Regions from separate parts of the Homo sapiens genome. Here region 1 is linked to region 2. A link is a loop called in an ENCODE intact Hi-C map of the cell type or tissue named here. Cell type or tissue: A673. All regions are shown on one strand.

Region 1 (8,000 bases), 280 kb before region 2:
AACCTTGGTATCTGGAGGTTGCCTGTCAAATCCTTGGATCCATACAGTAACCCCCATTAAACTCCAACTAGTCCAGGTATGTTTCTGTCCCTTGCAACCAAATAATCCATAAGACAGCATGATTGGACAAGATCAGAGAGTAAGCATCTAAGACCCCAAAGACAAGCATATCTAAATGAGAGCCGTTTAGACGTCTCCAATTTACTTTAAATACTCCAGTGAGGTAGAGACAGGGATATTATGTGTGTGCTGGTTCGTTTCTGCTTTTACTCTAAGGGCAGTCAGTTGCTCTAATGGAAAATTCTACTCCAGGGTAGTGAGCTAGTATTTTATCAGAAAGGACACATTCCAGAGGCAGCCACTTTAAGTGCTTCTTTGATCGATGTCTCCCTGAATACCTGAGGCTTTGTTAATTAGCATCGTGAATGTCAGAAATGGATTTTTATTGTTTAAATTAGTTCATCGTTAATAAGTACAATGAATATTAGAAGTGGACTCTCCTTTGTGAAATTAAAGGTATTCAAGATGTGTGGATGGGCCAACGTATTTTAGATGTTACATTCTCCACTGCAATGGAAAGGGGTCCCAATCCAGACCCCAAGAGAGGGTTCTTGGATCTTGCACAAGAAAGAATTTCAGGTGAATCCATACAGTAAAGTGAAAGGACGTTTATTAAGAAAGTAAAGGAATAAAAGAATGGCTACTCCATAGGCAGAGCAGGCCCAAGAGCTGCCAGTTGCCCATTTTTATGGTTATTTCTTGATTATATGAAAACAAGGGGTGGACTATTCATGTCTCCCATTTTCAGACCTTATAGGGTAACTGCCTGACATTGCCATGGCATTTGTAAACTGTCATGGTGCTGGTGGGACTGTAGCAGTGAGGATGACCAGAGATCACTCTTGTCACCATCTTGGTTTTGGGGAGTTTTGACTGGCTCCTTTACTGCAACCTGTTTTATCAGCAAGGTCTTTATGACCTGTATCTTGTGCTGACCTCCTATCTCATCCCATGACTTAGAATGCCTTAACCATCTGGGAATGCAGCCCAGTAGGTCTTAGCCTTATTTTACCCAGTCCCTATTCAAGATGGAGTTGCTCTGATTCAAACACCTCTGACAGTGTGGTAGATACATAAATGTGTGGCCCAGAGTCCTCCTTCAAGGAAGGACTTGCTACCCAGCTGTGGGGAGTACCATCAGGGGACAGCTGCAGCTGCCTGCTCCTTCGGGGTCTGCTTCAGATGCAGAGAGCCTCCTCACCCACAGCCCTTATCTGCTGCCTGAGCCAGGTCAGGGATAAAGACGCAGCTATTTGACCCAGTGCAAGATAACCCTGATGGCTAATATTTGTAGTGTGATGTGTCCCCTGCCAGGTTGCTGAGGGATGTGTGTCTGCTTCCTGAACCCCGAAGGCCAGGCCATGAGCCAAGCCCATGGTACCCAGCTGAGGAGCAGGTATCCCTGAGAAACCAAACATCCCAGAGAGTATCTGCAAACCTACCAGGGAAAGCAATCCCATCACACACACACACACACACACACACAGAGCAAAGAGCCAGAAAATTAGCTTAAAAGCAGCTTAGGGATGGGGGGCAGGGTGGATCTCTAAAGCTGTCCTGCTGCCGTCCAAGAGTTCCTTGTATGTAAGTCCTAATAAACTCATTTATTTGCTAGGCTGGACTTGTTTAAGTCATTTTTTGGTCTCTCCACTCCCTCCCAGTTTGGGGGAAGGTTTTTCTCATTACAATATTCACTCTAAAACTCAACATTGGGTTGGTTGAGGCTTTGTTGGATGTGCATTATGGTTCAACTTTTCCCTCTGCCCAATCTAGATTCCTTCCCTTTTTCTTTTTTTTAACTTACCTTAAACTTTATTGAACTTAAATTCTGCTAACAGAAGAGAATTCAAACAGACCAGTAAAAACAAACAAACAAAAAAACTCAGAGCAGTTATTTACCATTAATAATTCCCTTCAATTTGTAGATTATAAAGCTCCATCAACATGGAAATAAACTCCTAATCATGTCGTACTTTTGATAAACTAGCAAGAGAAAATAAGTGTAAAGAGTATAAATGAAGTTTAAAGATGGTCTGTACTCTTTGTGATATTCAATTATTTTGAGTTTTTTTTTAAAAGCAGAACTAGCTGGCCATATATGTTTTTTTGTTTTGTGTTTTTGAGACAGAATTTCGCTCTTGTTGTCCAGGCTGGAGTCCAATGGCACGATCTCGGCTCACCGCAACCTCCGCCTCCTGGGTTCAAGTGATTCTCCTGCCTCAGCCTCCTGAGTAGCTGGGACTACAGGCATGCGCCACCACTCCCGGCTAATTTTGTATTTTTAGTAGAGATGAGGTTTCTCCATCTTAGTATCTGTCTCAGTATCTGCTTCCAGAGAACCTAAGTGGCTGGGAAGTCCAAGATTAAGGCACCAGCAGATTCAGTACCTGGAGAAGGCTGATCTATGTTTCCAAGATGGTGCCTCTTCCTCTGTGCTCACATGGTGGAAGGGATGGAGGATGGGTCAGCAGCTCTCTGAAGCCTCTTTTATAAGGGCATTAATTCAGTTCACAAGGGTGGAGCCATCAGGACTTAATCACTTCCCCAAAGGCCCACCTCTTAATACCATCACCTTGGAGTGTAAATTTTAACTTACAAATTTTGGAGGCACACATACATACATTCAAACCATAGAAATTATTTATCTCAATCTTTCAACAATGATTTTCAACTAAAAAGAACTTAAGAGTGGTGCATCATGACCAAGTTGACTTAGGTCAGTTCACTATAATGGTGATACGTGGTTTAGTTTTAGCTGAGGGACTCTTACGTGACTCACCCCCTCATCTCATTCGAGTCTGTCTGTTCAAATGTCATCTCTTCCAAGCAGCCTTCCCTAATGAATCTAACTAATCAAAGGACACACACACACACACACACACACACACACACACACACACACACCATTACTTGTCACTGTGCCTGAATCCTGCTTTACTTTTTGTATTATCAAACCTAAGTTATATTTATTAATTTGTTTATTTGTTTCTGTTTCTTTCCTCCACCAGCATGTAAGCCTTATAAGGGCAGGTACCTTGTGCAGTGCTGTATTCCTAGAGCCTGAAAGCATGCTGGACACATGTCAGAAGTTAATTGTTATCTGTTGATTGAGTACATGAATGCAACTATGCAAAAAAATCTACCTCTGTCAAGTGGCAGCTATGGAGCACTGGGGCTTTAAGGCATCTACAGAAGTGGCCAGCAGTCAAATTTGGGTCCTATAACTCTGCTTGGTGGCCCTCTTCCCCTTGACATTCCCACCCTCTTGACCACCTTGATTCCTGTTCTTTCACGTAAGTTCAATTCATGATCACCAAGAAACAGTTCATCTGACCAGCCCGATTACATAAGTTCAGCAAATGTTTGTTTCTGTGTCAAGTGCCAGGTTTTGACTCTCCATGGGTCACTGGTGCCTCAAGAGGAACACTTCAATATGATGACAGGTGACTAATTAAAAGGGCAGGGCCTGGGAGTGGGGCTGGTTACTAAGCAGAAAGCGCATGCTAAATCAATTGACAATGCAAACACAACTCCGGAGTAGATTTTCAGTTCACATAGAACAATACTATTTTCAAATATTGCTTAAGTAGATAAGAAGCAACTACTTATCTACCAAAAGCAGTGATATGCGGATACAAACCATTCTTATCTATTCATTAAAGCAATTCTCCTGAGTTTCTATACTGGGCAGCAGTTTGTTAATCTAGCTGTAGCATATATTTGAAAAAACATTGAAAGGATGTATATCGCTAACTAGATCTCTCCTCCCAGAATTAGTCTGAATGAGGGTTTAATTTTCAGCACCAATGAAAACAATACCCACATGAGTGAGTCAATTGTGGTAGTGGTGGTGGTGATAGTGGTGGTGGTGACGATGGCCATGGTTGTAGCAGTGGTGTTGGTGGTAGTGGTAGAAATAGCACCACTAGCCTCTTACTATGGGCCGAGCTCTGAGAGAGAGACTGTTAGGACCTCTCGTCCACCAGATCTAGCTTCAGTCTTCTCCTCCACACAAGCTTGAGTTTCATAAAATGTGTTGGGATTAGCAACTGTGCACTGTTGACCTTGTGTCCACAGGGCCTTGCCAAGTTTAGATTTGGAGAAATGTTGCCATCTAGTGCCCCACAGGAGTCTTCACTGTTCAAGCAGCCAAGCCAGTCTCCCTCTGCTTAGCTCCCCCATCTCCCTCCCAGGTAAGAGGCCAGACACGCTGCAGGCCAGAAACGGTGAGTTTGCCCCTTACCTATAGCGGAAACCACAGAAATGTCTCCAGAGATTGTTTTGGTTTTATTTTTTAAATTCCTTTTCTCTTTACAAAATGTACAAATAGAAAGAGCTAGACAGGGGCAAAGAAACAGCAATACAATTAAGAGTTGGTAATGAGTTAACATTTGCCATGTCTAGCAAAACTCAGTGAGGAATGGGAGAAAGATGTTCAGGAGAGCTCCAGATACAGTAGTGAAGTATGTGAAGAGGGCCATTGACATGCACTTCATTGGCACTTTGGGTCACCTCCAGGTGATCCACCTGGATTTTTTCCTCAGCACAGCAAGCACTGTAGACTTTCTCACATTCACCCATCTAAAGCCCTCAGTCTGTTCTCTCAAGCTCATCCTCTTGGCTTTCCGCAGTAACAGCTAACTAAACCCATCAGCTCCTTTGTGCTCTGGGTGTCTTGACCCTCCTCTGTCAGGTAGAAGAGGGATGTTTTCAGTGGAAACTATCAAAGACTGAACAACGATTAGTTATTCTATAAAGGGGCAAGTGGCAAGCCAGGTGGGGAGGGGAGATGCTTAGGGCAGTATCTCTCCAACCCCAGGCCCACTCAACTTTCAACCATGATTTTGTCTTTCATGGTGTTCATACCTCTTGATTTGGATTTACATATTCATTTGTTTAATGCCAATCTTCCCAACTGGTCTATGAGCCCCCTGGGGTTTCTGTTCACTGCTGTATGCCCAGTGCTTAGCAGAGGGCCTGGCACACAGGAGCACTCTGATGAATGCTAGACAGAAAAATTGGTGCACATCTTTGGGGATATTTGGGTTAGTGAATGGAGACTGAGAAGTGAGGCACACCACACCGGCAGTGTTCAGTTGGAAAGAACAATGAGACTTCGTCCAGACTTGTGATTTTCAAATTGTTTAACTTTGGATCCCTTGATTTCCTTGAAATGCTATGTTGGAGCCCCCTCCTGCTTTTTTTGAAGAGAGCCCTTCTCACCATCTCCCCATCCACTTCCACTGGGCCCCGCCAGGCCCGCAAGTGGCTCCAGGTAGCACAGTTTGAAACCAGCAGATCCAATCCCTTCATTTTACAGAAAAAGAAACCCACAGAAGGTGAAAAAATGGGGAAACGTGACAAAGGTGAGAGACAGGGGTAAAATGTGTATGTCAGAGAAGGGAATTGCTTTGTCACATTTTCCCATTATGGCTCTCCTCTGTAATTCCAGAACACTCCGCAAGATTTGTTCTTCCTCATCCAGGAATTCACAGTGTGATGCATCCAGCCTGGGCCAGAAACAAAAGAGGCCTGGAGAGAATGTCAGGGGCGTGGTGTAGAAGTCGAACCTTGCTTGGTAGAGGCGGTGGCTTTGAGGACCCTGGCGATGGAGAGGGTGTGTACACTGTTAAGGGCCCATCTGGGAAACCGCAGCCTGTGGAGATGTTGGGGACAAAGCCTTTTTTGTCCTTTGCCACCCGTAAGGCAGTGCTTTTCTGAGCAGCTCTAATTATAAATCCCTGTCCTGCTAAGATGGGTAAACTTGGCAGCATTTGAGATCTGCCTTGTGTCTTAACTATTTCTCAGTTGGTTTGGGCTTGGCAAAACCCCAAATGCATTTTGCCAGGCACTCTTTCCCTTAATTTCTAATCCCTTGAGTGGCTTAAAGGAAATTTCATCCATATGCTTCTGAGTCACTTACTGTGAACTCATTTTTTGGTAAAAGAAATATGTTCTCAAGCCAGCACAGTCCAGAGAAAAGCACGCTTTTAGGCTGAAATGGGTCATGCTTTCTTGAGGAAGAATTTCCTGGATTTTCTGAGTACAAAGAGAGAAGGGGAGCAATAGTTCCTGTCCCCACGTTCCTTCCCCTTTCTGAACATGCTTTCTTGGGGCTTGCCTGAAAGCCTCCTCTATTGTTTATGAGGCTGGCAAATGCCATATCTGTGTTTGGATCTAAACAAACTCTGTGGGTTTGTGGTTTCTTGAAAATTCCCATTTTTAACCTAAGCTGGAAAAGAAACAATTATTGAACACATACTACATGTCAGGTACATCTTGGCAGCCTGGTAAGACAGACATTATCCTTGTATACAAGGAATCTGAGAAGTGGAGATATGAATTCACTAGACAAGCTATGTACTTCATAAAACCTGAAGTCAGAATTCACATCTAGAGCTATCTGACTCCCAAGTTCATGTTCTTTCCACCTGGTTGTGCCCATTCCCATGCACAGACAGGAGAGGAGGCCCAGCACATTCTAGTTGACAGTCATGGGTCTAGTAGTGGGCATACATTTTTTGCAAAGTGAACAGAAACTGAACTTGGCATTACTGCAAGAGTTACCCTTTTCTTATTGACTCAGAAGAGTTTGGGATGCTGCCTTGTTCACTGTGGTAAGATGTCAGACGTAGAAATTGCCAGTCTCAAAAGTGAAGTTTTTGATATTGCTACTAATAATGACAAGCTTCTAGGTATAACTATCAGCTGATAGGAATTACAGGTAATTACAGGAATTCTAGGTAATTACAGGAATTACAAGAACATGTTAAATGATACCATGAAGATGCAATCAGCAAAATGCAGAATGGTAAAAATTCTGCAAAACAAATAGCTCAGTTTCTTCAATAAATAAACGGCAAGAAAACAGGAGGGCAAGGAAGCCTACAGACTATGAGCGACAAGAGCTATTTCAGCAGCATGCAATGAGTGCGTCTTATTTGGGTCCTCATTTGAACAAACCAAGAATAAAAAGGAGATAATCAGGGAAATTTGAGAACTGACTGAATATTTTATAATATTAACAAATTATTTTTTTTAGATATGATAGTATTGTGATTATGTTTAAAATAAGAGAGATTATCTCTTATAAATACTGCTGAATTATTTACAGATGAAACAATATGATGCCTTGGATTTGTTCTGAAGTAATCTCAGGTGGGGTCAGGAGGAGGGTGGACATGATTGGGGAGAAAGATGAAAGGATGAAATAGAGATTGGCCAACTTTACTGAAGGTGAGTGATTAGTACAAGGGGTTCATTGGATTAGTCAGATGTTTATATGCTTGAAAGTGTCCATAATAAAGAAAAATTGTTTTAATTATGATGATCAAAATTATTCTAATGAATTTAAATTTCTTTCTTCCCCACTTGTATCTTAATCTTTACAACAACTCTTTAGAAGTTCTGACATGAACATGCTATAGGTTTTTGTAGTGCTGGTGGTGGTGATGACTTAAAAGGAGGAAGGAAGAAAGGAAGGAGGAAGAGAGGAAGGGAAAGAGGAAGAAGAGAGGAAGGGGAAAGAGGAGGGAGAGAGGGAGGAAAGGGAAGGTGGAAGAAGAAAAGCTGAGCCGATGGAGGAGGGAAGTAATTTCTCATCAAAGAGAGCCAAGTTCCTGAATACTCAAGTCCCAAAATGTACAGTTCACATGGGTTCAAACTTCGCCTCTCACTTCCCTGACATCCGGATTGCCGAGCTGAAGTGTAGGTGTAAGCCTGGGTGCCAGAAGTCTTCAAAGGTAAAGAAACACTTCACCTTGACCTCTGTCCCTGACTCCATGGGGCTGCACTTATGTTGATGCCTTAACACTGCTCTGAATAATCTGCACCATCACATATATTTAACAGTGAGAGGCAGGCATACTTCTGAGATTCTTTTTAAAATAATAACTTCCAGATGTTTTGAGTGATCTTAGGCTAATGGTAAAGTGAAGGTA
Region 2 (8,000 bases):
TGTAGTGGCGGGCACCTGTAATCCCAGCTACTTGGGAGGCTGAGGCAAGACAATCGCTTGAATCTGGGAGGCAGAGGTTGCAGTGAGCCAAGATCACACCACTGCACTCCAGTGTGGGTGACAGAGCGAGACTATCTCAAAAAAAAAAAAAAGGAAGAAGAAGAAAGGGGAAAACAGAGCATTGCCATGTTACCAGGTTTGTTCCCTGCAGAACTGCCTGACAGCACCCACAGGCTGCCCAGCATCCCCAGCCCTGTACTCAGCCTCTCAGAGGCCCCTTCCACTGGTTCACTGTCCTGACAGTGGGGACCACCCCTGTGGGAGCCAGAGGTCAGGGGGTACCTGGCCACCATCTCACAGTGTTGACATCTATGTAGTTGATGACAGTGGAGGGAGGTGGGCAAGAAGACTCGGTCCCCACATAAGAATCAAGAAGGAGTTATGGCTGTTTGGCCCTTTTGAGCTCCGATGAGCATTTCAGCCTTTACTTATGAGTCCCTGCTCAGCCATGGGACCAGACCCTGGCACAGTGACCGAGTCAGCCAGTCTGACTCTCTCAGCTGCTATCACTTCGGTAACCCTGGTCTGGCCTGGCGAATTGATGGGGAACTCAGACCCACAGTTGTAGGCTGAGGTGGGCAGGAGGCAGAGAGGAGGTAGGAGGAGGATTTCCTCCCCTGGATGGCTTGTTGCCTTCTCTTTGGGCCTTATCAACCCACACGTGTGTGTTGAATGCTAAATATGCTCAGCTATTAAAAATGCAGAAGATGAGCCCGCTGCTCCAGGAGGAAAATGAGCCAAAGCAAAAGAAAAATCAGCAGGCTCCCTGGCCTCCCTGTGCATGCCCTGCAGCAGGTGGGGGAGGGCTCCCTCTCCCCAGGTAGGCGGGGCTCCTCTCCAAATGCTTGGAATTACCAGGCGGGTCTTCCCGGAGCAACTGGGGCTGAGGGAGTGTAAGCACTCTGGAAGTCTTCCCAACGCTTTATGGAGAGGGAAGCGATCACTGAGAGGCCCTGGCCAGATGCCTGTGGGAGAAACTGGGCGGCTTATCTCTTCCTGCCTGGTGCTGGCGTGAACTGGGGGCAAGACCAAGGCTCAGGATTGATGGCTCCCTGAAGACACAGAGAGTCGTCTCAGGCTGTGAAATACGAGCAACCCAAGGAGCCGCAGACACTGCAAGGACCCTACCCCTGTGACTGCCCTGCATTCCTCAGCAGGATTCTTGCAGTTGCCTCTCCCTGGCCTCCTTGCCCCTCACTCTGCCCATCCTCCTGTCCACCCCACACACCCCCCCAGAGTGATGTGAGCCCGTTCTGCCCACAACTCTTTGATGGCTCCCACTTGTTTGCCTACAGAGTAGAAGTTTAATGTTTTTGTAATGGACTTCAGAGGGAAGGGGTAAGAGAGGGTGGGAAGGTAGACAGACCAGAATATTGAAGCATGTGGGGGCTGCGGCTGGGGGCAGAGTGTCCCTTCCAGGACAGGGAGGCCGTGGGAATTTAAACATCTAAGGCTGCCTGCTCACTGGGTTTTCAGATGAGCAAAGGTAAGGACAATGGACAGCTCCTTGGGTGTAAATGCAGCCAACCTTGTGAAGTCACAGAAGTGCTCAGAAATAGGGAATCCAGCTTTGGGAGGAAAAGTAAGACCAAGACAGCTGGGGAAGGAAGAAAATGGCCTGAAGTGTCCAGTCACTGTGGCTCACGCCTGTAATCCCAGCACTTTGGGAGACTGAAGCGGGCAGATCGCTTGAGGTGAGGAGTTCAAGACTAATGTGGTGAAACCCTGTCTCTACTAAAAATACAAAAAAAAAAAAAAAAATTAGCCAGGCGTAGTGGTGTGTCCCTGTAATCCCAGCTATTTGGGAGGCTGAGGCACAAGAATCTCCTGAACCTGGGAGACAGAGGTTACAGTGAGCTGAGATTGTGCCACTGCACTCCAACCTGGGCAACAGAGCAAGACTCCGTCTCAAAAAAAAAAAATGGCCTGAAGGAAAGAAGAGGGATGAGCCACAGAGATTAGTAACCATGGTCCTTCATAGCTGCATAGCTCATTATGATTTTTAGATGTTTTGATAGCCCAATCCTATTTGAGCCTAAAGACTATTTTGTGGTGAAGATAAGAAAACAGAGCCCAAAGAGATGAAGCGATGGGCTGAGATTACATACACAGTGGGACAGCAGAGGAGCTGAGACTTGACCCCTGGCCTTCTGGCTTCCAGTGCTACAGTAAAGAGCACCACCCTCGGTGTTGCCTGACGTCAAGCTCTCTCTGCCCTTCATTTTGTGGAATGACCTGGGGCAAGCCTTTCTCAGCCTCAGGCTCCACATCTATGAAATTGGGGATAGAGATTAAACACGGTATTGCACGTGAGTGCATAACTCACTGCTCATGCATGGTAGGTGTGCAGCATGTGCCGCTATGAGCGGACACTTCACCTTTGTCATTGCACAATCTCTTCTCAGAAGAGGAGAGGCAGCACAGCCTGATCCCCACCTAAAGCATTTGTTCTTACCAAGCATTGGTGGGGTGCCAGTTTGGTTTTTATTGTGTTATGTGATTTAACTTCCACTGAGAACATTAATTCATTCATCAAACATTTATCGAGCCCTTCCTAAATGCTAGATAATGTATAGGCTGCTGGGATAATTCCAGAGCGACATGTATACTGGGACAGGGTTCCCATCATCAGGCAGCTCACAGTCTGGTCAGGACACATAGATGTAGAAATAAAACCTTGCCATAGGACATGATGAGTGCAGCAGAAACACCTAGGAAGGAACAGCAGGCACTGGGAGAGAAGAGGATGTTTCCTCCGGATCTGGACAGATGGGGGAGTGTTCACCTGGAGAATGGGGGAGGGCACACCAGCAGGAGAGCCCGGCCCACAGAAAGGCACAGAGCCAGGCCGGAGCACTGGTGTTCAAGGAGAAGTGAGAAGTCCAGCGAGGCTACAGGAGAAGGTGGCTGGGGCAGGAGGGGTGGGGTGGGCCAGGCTGTGAAGGTTACACTTGGACCTCTGGGCCTTGGGCAGCCCACAAAGACTTTCATGGTCAGATTTGCGTTGGTGGCTGAGTGCAAACAGATTAGAACACACAGAGAGGCCAAGCCAGAAAGGTTGCAAGCGATGCTGAGGCCTGGACCTTTTAACAGCTGTTTAAGAGGTGGACTTTGGTCAGACTGACTTGTGAGTGACTGAATTTCAGGGAAGAGCTGGTTTCTAACTGGATGCTGATATTGTTAACATAGAGTTTTTTGGTTGTTGTTGTTTTTGTTTGTTTGAGACAGAGTCTCTCCCTGGCTTCTAGGCTGGAGTGCTGTGACACGATCTCGGCTCACTGTAGCCTCCATCCCCTGGGTTCAAGCAATTCTCCTGCCTCAGCCTCCCAAGTAGCTGGGATTACCGGCATACACCACCACGCCTGGCTAATTTTTGTATTTTTAGTAGAGACGGGGTTTCATGATGTTGGACAGCCTGGTCTCCAACTCCTGACCTCAAGTGATCCACCCACCTCAGCCTCCCAAAGTGCTGGGATGAGCCACCATGCCCGGCCTGATATTGCTAACATAGAGATTAAAAAAGAAAAAGTCTATTTAATTTGGAACAAAGAATATCCTGAGTTTGCTGTAGGTCAGTGTGAAGATAAACTTTTTTTTTTAATATGGCAAAAATGCCATTCAGAATAAACCCTTGAGGGTTTAAAAAGAAAATGTGCTTTGTTTTCTGGATGGAGGTGGTTCAGGTGCAAGGCTGCCTGCCCAGAACCGGATTCTAATACAAAAAAGGAAAAAGCAGAGTGAGTGAGTGATGCCTGGGGGAGGGAAGGTGCTCCTGAGGGCTTTTCCTCTGGCAGGAAACTGGGAGCAGCAGGTGTCAGGGTACCTGGCCAGAAGCTGGAGCACTGATAAGTAGCCTGGGATGCTTTGCCATTTCCTCATCTTTCAGCGTGCTCAGAAAAAGCTTCTTGAAGGCCAAAGGCTTAGGATGGGAGCCCAGGGTCTCTGCTCAAGGTGCCAGCTCCCAGCCTTCCTGGCAGGGGGATGGAGGGTGTTCTGTAAGGAGTTGCCCTGTCTCCCCTTGGGTCAGGGTTTCCTCCAGGACTGTTGGGAAACAGTAACTGTCTGGGCTGTACTGGCTGGAAGGCACTGCAGAGCAGCCTACAGCTCGAACAGCAGGAACCAATGACCTCTGGTGGCTGCCGAGGGGAGTGCTCCCGCTTGTTGCTCCTGAGCGGAGCCTGTTCTGGGCCAGTGCTGGGGACAGGGTGCTTGGGGCTCTGCCTCACCCTGCACCAGCGCTCCCTGCAGAATCAAATTGCCTCCTAATCTCTACGTTCTCAATTCCTGCCCTCCCAGGCTCTGATACCATTTCCTTATTGATGTGAATTTCAATGGCCATTCATTGGAATTGTGTGGCTCTTCGTTCTCATTTGCAGAGGAAAGGCACTGAGCAGGTGCAGTTGATTAGGTCTAGGGTTATCCTTAAAACGCTCCTGGACTCCCTGCCCAAGGCTACACTGCTGCAGACACAGCTGGTCCCAAAGGCAGCCTGTGCAGCATCCTATGCCCTACTGCATGAGGGCTCGATTTTTCCTTTTTTATCTTCTCCTCTTCTCTGACTTGCTGACTTGTTCACAGTCCTAGGGCACTAGGACTCCCCAGGAATGTCAGGACACTTAGCACTCCTTATTCTCCCAGCAGGTTTGGAGACCACCTTCTGAGCTCCATGCCCTGGGAAGCCATGAATAACAGAAGTACAAGAGAGACTAACAGACCAGCAGGGAGACATGCGCTGGGGCCTCCTGCTTCCAGAAAATTGGAGCAGCCTAGAGGGGGGCTTATAGAGTTATTTCTCTGGGAGGCATCTTAGAACCAGCAGAGAGCCCCAATGCCTAACATACTTCAGGATTGCAGGAGACAACATGTTTGTGCATGAGGAGGCTGGAGTTCCTCCTTACTCCTCTTCCAGAATGTCCTATACAGATGGGACCTTTAACCACTAGTCCAGGCTTAAGCAGTGCCTAGAATACTAGAGATGGAGAAGCAGGTGGGCTTGTGAAGTAGGGCTGACAGGTCCTGGAAAAGGGCCATTGAATCTGGCCCCACCTCGTTCTGCTTTTCTTCCTCACTGCCTCACCCAGAAGGAGTCCTCTACTCTGCATGAATGTGGAAGGCTGCTGCTCCCACCCTCTGCTGGTGCTTCTGCCTCCACCCTGTCCACCCCTCCTTCCACGGTGGGACCAGAAGGGACTAAGGAAGCAGAAGTTTTCTGATGGTGACCATGATTTGCACCCCACATATATACCTTTCAAGTATCGGTGGATGAGAGCAGATGCTGGGATCCTCTGTGCCCTTTTGGTTTAGTTAGAGTTTATTGAGAGTCTGCTATGTGCCTGGCACTATGCTAAGCACTTGGTATCTACTACCTCATTTAATCACTTCAAATATCTCTTATTATCTTCATTTGACTGATAAGGAAACTGAGGCATGGAGCCAGGAAGGCCTGAGATAAGTTAGGCAGGGCAGCCACATATGTTTGTGTGGGCTTTGCACTGCATGAGACCACCCCACCAAGGCAGGACTGAAACCAGCACTCACTCCTTGCCAGGCCAGGTGTCCTCTTTCTCATTCTTAGAGTCCTGATAAGCTCACTGAGGCTCTGAAACCGGGTAGCCAGAAGGCTGTGATACCGTAATGCATCCAGCAACAGAAAAGGCAGGATTTGAGTCTAGGTTGGTCTGATTTGAAAGCCTATATTTCTAAGCCTTATCTAAGCCTTATAAACTATCTTCCAACACTCCACATTCTATAAATTTGCCAGAATATTGACAAGGCACAGACCTTCAATTCAGTCATACTTGTTCTCCCTGATTTTATTTGATTTGCTTCTGGCCATTTTTACAATTCTTCCAAGTCAGCTTGTTCATTTTTCCTCCCACCTAACTGACTCAGGAGGAAATCTCACATCATTGTTCTCAGCAGCTAATCATCTCTTAACCCAATTGAGGAGCAAAGTCTTGGCCCATCATCCAAGTCACTGATGAAGACACTATGACCTTCTTGGCCGGCAGTGGGTCCCTGTCGAGCTCTGCATGGTATCACTCTAGGCTGAAATTGAGCCCTGCTAACCCATTTTTCTTTTGTCTCTGCTGCCAGGACCACTCACCTGGTAACTGTGTGGTCTGACCACATTTCCCCAGTTTACTGAAGGTGTGTTATGTGGGAGAGAATCCAAAACTGTGCAAAGGCCAGGAGAGATTAGACACTATGCTTCCTCTCTAACCACCAGGCCTGACACTCAGCCACAGAATAATGTTAGATTTATCTGGCAGATATTCTTATTTACCATGCTCTGTGGTTGAATACCTGTTTTCTGTTTGCTAAAGGTGTTTACAGACAGGCTTTCTGAAAGTTTTCCCAATATTTTTCCAGACACACCGCAAAAATACCATTTATTCACTTGTCAGGATTTATGCAGTATCAACTGTATCTGTCATACCACGGTAGTAGGACTTTGTGTCTCTGTTATTTACCCTGATTCTTAGTGATTGCCTGCCCCTCAGACTTCTAGAATCTCCCAAGTACTTCTTCAACTTAAAGAATTTAGATTGGATATAAATAATTTCCTCATAGTAGCTGCCAAAATACATCCAAGAGAGCCAAATTGAATTCCTTCTCCAAGGGCATTTTAAAAGAGGGTAAATTCCTTTTTATTGGGGATGACTTAATGCTATCACTGCTTGGAAGCCAAGAGGCTGGGTGATATGGCCCTTCTAAGGCTCTGCCAGTGAGTCAGAGATTCTCAAAATTCTGCCAGGCCAGCAGCATAAGCACATAGGCTTTTGTCGAAGGAATTGGTGGAGGAAATCAGACAGCTGAGAACTCTCATCACACACAAAACCCACAGCACAAATACCATATGTCTTCAGGCTCCTGCCTGTCAAATTCATCTTTACCGTGCTCTGGTAAGTGAAGAAGGGCTGGCAATAATTTCTGCAGACCTAGAGACATTCAGAACCATTCTCTTAAGGCATTTCTGTTGATAATCAAAGAATATAGATCATGATCACCAGGAAAGCGTAGCTGGCAGGTGGGCAGCTGGCCCTGCGGCACATTGGTGGCTCTTGCAATGGCACCGTCATGAGTCTCCACCTCTGTTCTTTTGCAGACATCACTGGGCAGGGAGGGGAATCTACTTGATGCCAAGAGAACCATGTTTCTTAAAGCCAGAGGACCCGCCTTGATCTAGAAAGATAAATTCAGACAGGCCAAGCACAAAGGAAGAAGACGTGGGCAACTAAAGCAGCACAAAAGAAACAGAGGTAGATATCGCCCCCACGTAGCAAGGGGGATGAGGGAGGGTGTTCTCGGCATTGGGTTTCTTTCCCAGGACCGAGACAGAGGTACAGAGATGATGAGGAGAGAACTACTCCCAGCATATTAGACACAGCAGGGGAACAGGCTGCAGCCCTGAGCTCTCTGAAAGAGTTCATCCCAAGTGAACAAAACAGGCATTATGAAAGCAGCAGGGGAAGAGTGGAGACTCATCTTTCCCTTTCAAACACTGCTCCACAAAGAAAGGACAATCGTGAGTTGATAAATGCAACTAATTGTGCGACTTTGGGAAGTGTGCACATGCATCCTTTAGACTGAAGGGAAAGGAACTTTGAAGGGCTTTGGCTAAGCTCGGGGGTAACTGCCAGGCTTGTTTGTCACCTAAGCAAACAGTGTAATAAATTGCTGAGTCACCCATCAGGCTATTGCCAACTCACCACCCCCTCCCAGGTCTCACCACCTGCACATGGAGGTGTTTGCGTTACTGTGATTAGACACAAAGAAGATGGGAGATGCCCATACTGTGAAAGCAGGGGTTAGAACCTTTTGGATTCTTTCCAAATGGAAAAAAAAGTCCAACCTGTCATTCAGGGTCCACAGCCATCTGGAAGGGGCGTGCCCAAGGCTGGGACACTTTCCTGGCTGGGGAAGGTGACAGCAGAGGA

Evidence for each region. Hi-C counts contacts between places; a loop is a spot of excess contacts. Peaks named below come from ENCODE experiments on the same cell type or tissue, not always from the same donor. Only the 100,000 strongest peaks of a DNase experiment are listed, where the experiment ranks them.
Region 1: a loop joins it to region 2, with 2.3 times the contacts of the local background. A loop is called at or near these places in 5 of 110 quality-filtered maps.

The regions. Positions count from the first base shown.
Region 1 is chr7:105,930,941-105,938,940 of GRCh38, reverse strand. No RefSeq gene overlaps it. Among named protein-coding and RNA genes, the nearest start is that of CDHR3, 28 kb to the left of the region's middle. In A673, a CTCF peak has its summit at 4,180 (motif pointing left); DNase peaks (open chromatin) are centred at 4,160 and 5,840; H3K27ac peaks cover 1,931 bases.
Region 2 is chr7:105,648,729-105,656,728 of GRCh38, reverse strand. The region is part of intron 4 of ATXN7L1 (ataxin 7 like 1); the gene reads left to right. Among named protein-coding and RNA genes, the nearest start is that of EFCAB10, 71 kb to the right of the region's middle. RefSeq lists enhancers at 431-1,154, 3,326-4,049, 7,348-8,000 and a silencer at 873-1,167. In A673, a CTCF peak has its summit at 4,196 (motif pointing left); DNase peaks (open chromatin) are centred at 968, 4,188, 6,788 and 7,538; H3K27ac peaks cover 6,014 bases.